3 separate regions of the Homo sapiens genome follow, and all the other regions are linked to region 1. Evidence: read pairs that join two places in POLR2A ChIA-PET (ENCODE). Cell type or tissue: HepG2. All regions are shown on one strand.

Region 1 (2,500 bases):
GAATGTAAATAACATTAGCCCAGTCTGAACACTAGTTACTCTCTAAGGGACATTCTTTTAGCAATTTTAGAAATTATTTTGGAGGCAGAAATACACATAAAATGTTTCTGAGGGCTGGGCGCGGTGGCTCACGCCTGTAATCCCAGCACTTTGGGAGGCCGAGGCGGGCAGATCACCTGAGGTCAGGAGTTCAAGACCAGCCTGGCCAACATGGTGAAACCCTGTCTGTACTAAAAATACAAAAATTAGCCAGGTGTGGTGGCAGGCGCCTGTAATCCCAGCTACTGAGGAGGCTGAGGCAGGAGAATCACTTGAACCCGGGAGGCAGAAGTTGCAGTGAGCCGAGATCGCACCACTGCACTCCAGCCTGGGCAACAGAGAGAGACAACATACCAAAAAAAAAAAATAATTATATATATATATATATATATATATATTTCTGAAAGGATACATAAGAAAAAGTTAGCATTGGCTGTGTGCGGTGGCTCGCGCCTGTAATCCCAGCAATTTGGGAGGCCGAGGCAGGTGGATTGCCTGAGCTCAGGAGTTTGCAACCAGCCTAGGCAACACAGTGAAACCCCGTCTCTACTAAAATACAAAAAAAAATAGCCAGGTGTGGTGGCATGCGCCTGTAGTCCCAGCTACTCAGGAGGCTGAGGCAGGAGAATTGCTTGAACCCGGGGGGCAGAGGTTGCAGTGAGCCGAGATATCGCCACTGCACTCCAGCCTGGGCAACAGACAGAGACTCTGTCTCAAAAAAAAAAACAAAAAGAGAAAAGAAAAGAAAAGAAAAGAAAGGATAGCATTGATTGCCTCCAGCAAGGGGGAACTTTGTGAGTAGAAGACAGAATGGAAGGGAGGCTTTTCACTGTATTATCTTTTGTAGGTTTTGCATATCAGATCATGTGTAAGTATTACCTATTCAAAAATAAATAAAATTATGGCCAGGTATGGTGGCTCACACCTGTAATCCCAGCACTTTGGGAGGCCAAGGCAGGCAGATCACTTGAGGTCATGAGTTCGAGACCAGCCTGGCCAACATGGTGAAACCTCATCTCTACTAAAAATAGAAAAATTAGCCAGGTGTGGTGGCAAGCACCTGTAATCCCAGCTACTCAGAAGGCTGAGGCAGGAGAATTGCTTGAACCTGGGAGGCAGAGGTTGCAGTGAGCCAAGATTACACCACTGCACTCCAGCCTGGGAGACAGAGCAAGAGTCCATCTCAAAATAAATAAATAAATAAAATCAAAATAAAAACGTAGAGCTCTCAAAGTCTAATAGTTTGCCTCTCTTCTAAGCAGTTTAATCATTAAGTTGCAGAATTTGCTGTGCATGGCCCTTGGTTATCAAAGAGGTCAATGTCCAGCTTCATTGAAGTGGTACATAATGAGGTTGAATTGACCTATGCACAGCCAGCTGGCTGGATCTATTTGAGGACATTTTTAGCTATGACCCAAAGGACTGTATTTTCCATTCCTGCGTTCCAGACAGGGCTGAGCTCAGGAAGTATCTAGGTTGGGTAGCCAGAGGCAGACTGGAGGTCTCATAGGTGTGTGTTAAAGGATGTAGACAGAGATAGGGAGTGAAGAGCTACACATCACGACTGGGTCATAGTCCTGTGTAAGGAATATTTTACCTGTTCCATACTTAAAGTTTACAAAGTGTTTACAGACATTACCTTCTCTGAGTCATCCAATTTCTCTGGATGGCAAGTGGGCAAGGATTTTGTCCTGTCTTACTAAAGGGGAAAACTGAGTGTGGTGACCATGAGATACACCGCTCAGATATCCTTCTAACTGCGGGGAGCAATTGACTGAGGGCCCCTGCTGCCTTCTGAATTCCATCACCACATGTGAGCTGAGGCCACACACCCATGGGCTACTCTCAGCCAGTGACAGAGTGTGGCAGGGATATTAAGGCAGGGTGATACTTTGGAGATATGGGACTCCTCTGATGACTGGGGTGCTCCCACAGCCTCACTGAAATTTCTTTAGAGTACACTATAATGTAACGTGCTTCTACCCACCCTTCTCTCCTTTCCTCTCTTCTTCACTTGGGTTGAGGCCTGCATCGCAGTCTGATGGGCCTGCCAGCCTCTCCTGGCTCCTTCCCATTTTCTCTTAGAGGCATTTCCTACAAGTTGAATACTATTTTGTCATCAAACATAGATCTGGGTGATTGTAGGTATGCTTGTAATCACTGCAATATATTGTCTTTGTTTTCAGAAATTCATTTCAACTTGAGTCATTAGATAGGCAAATCTTTTTTTCCTACTAGCTTATCATTTTGAATACTTTATTAAAAATATTTTCATATACATGTGATTCTGTGTGGCATATTACATAGGCATAGAAATAACAATTGGCTAGGCACACTGGCTCACACCTGTAATTCCAGCACTTTGGGAGGCCGAGGCAGGTGGATCATTTGAGGCCAGGAGTTCAAGACCAGCCTGGTCAACATGGTGAAACTCTGTCTGTACTAAAAATACAAAACATTA
Region 2 (2,500 bases), 50 kb before region 1:
TGGCACCATCTTGGCTCACTGCAACCTCCGTCTCCTGGGTTCAAGCAATTATCCTGCCTCAGCCTCCTGAGTAGCTGGGATTACAGGTGTGCGCCACCATGCCCGGCTAATGTTTTTTGTATTTTGAGTAGAGATGGGGTTTCGTGATGTTGGCAAGGCTGGTCTTGAACTCTTGACCTCAGGTGATCCACCCACCTTGGCCTTCCAAAGTGCTGGAATTACAGACATTAGCCACCACGCCTGGCCAGATTTTGCATTTCTAATAAACTCACAGATGCTGCCTGTGCTGATGGTCCACTGATCCCATTTTGAGTGCAAGGAGTTAGACTATGTCATCAGGAGAATATCAGCTGAGGCTCCTTCAGGTGTTTCTGTGTGAGGGCTGTCCTGTCCTCCATATAGTATATAGCTTCTCCCCACCTTGGCCAGCACAATCTCTGTTCCACCCAGCCCCCAGCTCTTTAACAGGTTTTACACACACACACACACGCCCGCATGCGCACACACACATATGTATTTTGTTTGTTTTTGAGACAGGGTCTTGCTCTGTCGTCAGGCTGGAGTGCAGTGGTGTGATCACAGCTCACTGCAGTCTCAACCTCCCAGGATCAAACCATCCTCCCACCTCAGCCTCCCGAGGAGCTGGGACTAGAGGTGCATGCCACTATGCCTAGCTAATTTTTGTTTTGTTTTGTTTTTGAGAAGGAGCTTCACTCTTTTTGCCCAGGCTGGAGTACAATGGTGCAATCTCAGCTCAATGCAACCTCCACCTCCTGGGTTCAAGCGATTCTCTCTGCCTCAGCCTCCCAAGTAGCTGGGATTAAAGGCGCCTGCCACCACGCCCGGCTAATTTTTTGTATTTTTAGTAGAGATGGAGTTTCACCATGTTGGCCAGGCCAGTCTCGAACTCCTGACCTCACGTGATCCTACCCGCCTCGGCCTCCCAAAGTGCTGGGGTTACAGGCCTGAGCCACCGTGCCCAGCTGTGCCCAGCTAATTTTTAAATTGTTTGGACAGACAGATGCAGGGGGGCGGGTCTCCCTATGTTGCCTAGGCTGGTCTCTAGCTCCTGGCTTCAAGCCTCACTGTGGCTCCCAAAGTGCTGGGATTACAGGCAGGAGCCATTGTGCCCCGCCTTCAACGGGTTTCTTGTTCTGAGATCTGAGGGTGTTTGCCGGACCCACAGCTGCCTGACCCAGGGCCTGTTTCCTATCTCAGGAGGGGCCTTTGTGCTACTTCTCCTTGAGATGCTACTCCCTCCCATCCCCCAGGAAGTGATATATGGCCTCTCCTCCCTTTTGCAGGGATACTTGGCAACCAGACCCTTTGTGTATTTATGGCCCATTAACAAACTTTATCTAAGAGATAAGAAAGATCGTGAAAACCAGCTGCCCTTTGTTCAGATCATTTCACTTTGAAATAAGACTTACCCCTCTCTATTTTTAGTCTGCTGTTTATTTTGTAGGTTTGGATAAGGTGATTATAGCCCAAGGCTTGTTTTGATCTTTGTTCCTTAAGCTCTGGGGTGATTGGTAAACATTTTAGAAGCCAGTGGCTACTAGCTTTTATTTTAGCTTTTTCAGGATCATAGAATTGTAGACTTCGACCGTAGAAAAGGGCTTTCAAGGAGTTGTAGCTTAGCCCCCTTTATCTGACAAATAGGAAACAGGAGTTTTCTGTCAGGAGCCCATGGAGTTTCTGTACCTTACCAAAGACTACACAATTTAGGGCCAACTGGGCTGCTAGAGTCCCTCAGACCTTTTAAACTGTGCTCCAAGGAGCTGCTTAGACCTGCCTGCCCTGATATGTTTGTGTTTGGAGGAGTGGAGATAAAGGAGTACCTCAAGCAAAGCAGCGCCATTCATAACACTTTCATCCATTTCACATCCATTTCATACAATCTAAGATTTTAGAACTTGGATTTTATTTGAACAATGAGCTTTATATCTTAAAAAATTAATCATTTTATTTCACCTTGATGTCTGCAAATTAGTCTTTATTAAATATCTGTAGTTTAAGAGTCACATTTTTCTATTCTCATTTTACATGCAGAGTTTGAGCCAGAGCTAAAATTCTGTATCTGTGGAAAAGCTAAAGAAAGGAAGTCTGACACTTAGAACATTTAAATACAATATTTAAATACCCATTTTATCTTAGGCAGGAACTCATATTGTAAAGATATGTCTTCCATTTAGAAAGATAGAACATGCATCATCTTATCTAGTCACTGTTAGCATTTTTATGATACTTTTCCAACTCTTATATTGAAAGTTATACCCATTGATTTTCACCCAAGCCTTGGGAAATTAAAAACCCTTGTTGAGATACAATTTACTTAACACATAATTCTCCAATTTAAGCTGTACAATTCAATGTCTTTTAGCCTATTCACAGACTTGTGCAGCTATCTCCACTATCTAAATCCAGAACATTATCATCATTCCAAAAAGAAACCCTGTTGGCTGGGCGTGGTGGCTTATGCCTGTAATCCCAGCACTTT
Region 3 (2,500 bases), 220 kb before region 1:
AGTACCAAGTCTTGAGTTGCAAAAATATATACTCTCAGACAGTGCAAAAGATCCATTTTGAAGGTAATGAAAATTGTACATAATTTCTGACAAATTGTTTCATTTAGCATTTTCACAATAAATTCACACTAGAATTCTGCATAGGTCAGATTAACCCTGAAATGTTGAAAGACTGGTACAATAACTATAATTTGTAAATGGTTACATCAGGTAGAAGGGAGTTAGGTTGTTACTGTACCATATGGAAGTAATTTTACTGTGTCAACTCATTTAGTCATCTGCATAATTACTGTAAACACACACAAAACCAATGGCTTTTTAAACCATGCAGAGAGTTAAGGCAAACTTACTGTTCCTAAGGGATATTTTTAATAAAAGGCATGATAAATGTCAAAGTGAGGCATGTGAGATCATGATTTTCTTAAACCTACTGGCAACAAGCTTAATAAATTTACAGTTTTAAGACTTAATTGATTCAACCTAAAAACACAGTATTTACAAATGCACATTTTTACTCACAAGCATACAAATCTAAATATACAAGAATAAAACTTCCGTGTGCAGTGCAAGTTTATCCCACAGGTTTTAAAAAGTCATCAATACCAACAATGTATGTGCCTGAAAAAAGATTTCATGTTCAATGACATACACTTTAGCATTTTAAGCACATTCCAATGAATTCCATAAATTATTAGGCAGCTGATTTAATTTCATTTTAACTATCTGATGATTGATTCATTTGTTCCCATTTTAAAACTATTGCAAATTAACATTGGGAAGAGGATGGAAGTAACTGGATAATCAAGATAAAACCCATTAAGCAAGATAATACATAATATGAAAGGTGTATTATGTTGGTACAAAAATAATTGCGGTTTTTGCCATTAATAGTGGCAAAAACTACAATTAATTTTGTGCCAACCTAATACATTAAAGTTAGGGAAGGCAGCTGTCATCAGATTTTCAGGTAATTTTAAGATTAATGACTACAGACAAGTTTAGTAGTAGTCATTTATTTAATAGTCAATGAGACCCCTTTCAGAAAACCGTATTGCAACATGCAATCTATTTTAATAAATATACACTTAGAATATGGCTGTATATACACATACCTACACAGCCCTACACATATACAAACTTACACAAATATGTTGCTCTCTTTTTTTTTTTTTTTTTTTTTTGAGACGGTCTCACTCTGTCACCCAAGCTGGAGTTGCAGTGGCGTGATCTCCACTCACTGTAGCCTCTGCCTCAGTTCAAGCGATTCTCCTGCCTCAGCCTGAGTAGCTGGGACTACAGTGGTGCGCCTGGCTAATTTTTGTATTTTTAGTAAAGACAGGGTCTCACCGTGTTGGCCAGGCTGGTCTCGAACTCCTGGCCTCAAGTGATCCACCCACCTTGCTCAGCCTCCCAAAGTGCTGGGATTACAGGCCTGAGCCACCGTGCCCGGCCATGTTGCTTTTATAATTGAGATATTTCATTTGTTTTGGGGGTTAGGCAAATTTAATTTGCCATTCCTCAAACTCAGTAACTTCAAATATAAACAATGCCTAGAATGAATATGGTTCCTCATTATTTCTATCAAACTACTACAAATACTGAAGAATCCCAAAGTAGTTTTCCACAGAGGCAGAAAAGCAGTTCAGGGGTTGAAAATCTTCAATATTAATAAGCCCTGGGACATTCAAATGGCACTTCATATTTCAAGGTAATGCAATATGAATCATAATTCATTATATATTGTCCCCAAGAGTTACTTCAATTCCGTATTCACCAGTTCTTACGATTTGGAAAAAAAAACTTGAATGTTTCCAGATGAAATCTAATCCCCAAGCCTTGTGTGTCAACATTCTAGTGAATCTCTATTTAAATGAGAGGCGCTCCAAAACACTTCCTGCACCACTCGACACTGGCACTTGGTGGAGCATCAATTTTCTGCAACCTTTCAAGAATCTCTGAAGACAGACTATTGTATGCAATTCCATATTCATTGTCAAATGCCTCTGAAAGAAATTTTCAAAAATGAAGTTGTAATTTGTTAAGAAAGACAACAGCCGTTCATTTCAAATTGGTATTGAGTCAAATTATATGTATTTGAACTATATATTTAGAAGTAGAAATCTTTTAAATCTTTTATACATACCAGCTACATTTTTAAAAATTACTTTTGAAAATAAAATGTAAAACTTCCTTTCATAATCTTTTATTAACCAACTTACCAATATCAATATTCTCTCTTCCTAGAGACACTAATGATAAGAAGAGGATTTCTCTGTATAAACTCCTATAAAACAAATATGTTTTAAAAGTCAATGGGCAAATAGCATAAAAACACAGATGCATTTTTTTTAATGGTGAAGACATTAAGTTCTGTCATCTAGTTAATAGTAATATAACTATGTCAATGTCCTGGTTTTAATATTACATTACAGTTAGTTATATGAGGTGTCACATTTGGAGGAAGCTGTGTGAAGGCTACATTGAATTCTGTACTATTTTT

The links. Peaks named below come from ENCODE experiments on the same cell type or tissue, not always from the same donor. Only the 100,000 strongest peaks of a DNase experiment are listed, where the experiment ranks them.
Region 2: POLR2A ChIA-PET joins it to region 1 with 5 read pairs; 3 of 35 experiments call an interaction of 5 or more read pairs at or near these places.
Region 3: POLR2A ChIA-PET joins it to region 1 with 7 read pairs; 6 of 35 experiments call an interaction of 5 or more read pairs at or near these places.

What each region holds. Positions count from the first base shown.
Region 1 is chr9:19,150,984-19,153,483 of GRCh38, reverse strand. No RefSeq gene overlaps it. Among named protein-coding and RNA genes, the nearest start is that of PLIN2, 25 kb to the right of the region's middle. In HepG2, no CTCF peak of the experiment used is centred here; a DNase peak (open chromatin) is centred at 1,393.
Region 2 is chr9:19,201,287-19,203,786 of GRCh38, reverse strand. No RefSeq gene overlaps it. Among named protein-coding and RNA genes, the nearest start is that of DENND4C, 28 kb to the left of the region's middle. RefSeq lists an enhancer at 823-1,341. In HepG2, no CTCF peak of the experiment used is centred here; a DNase peak (open chromatin) is centred at 1,396; H3K4me3 peaks cover 712 bases.
Region 3 is chr9:19,371,540-19,374,039 of GRCh38, reverse strand. DENND4C (DENN domain containing 4C) reads right to left here. Exons shown (of 33, transcript NM_001330640.2): 32 at 2,220-2,284; 33 at 1-2,003. The coding sequence ends at 1,867. Among named protein-coding and RNA genes, the nearest start is that of RPS6, 7.4 kb to the left of the region's middle. In HepG2, no CTCF peak of the experiment used is centred here; no DNase peak of the experiment used is centred here.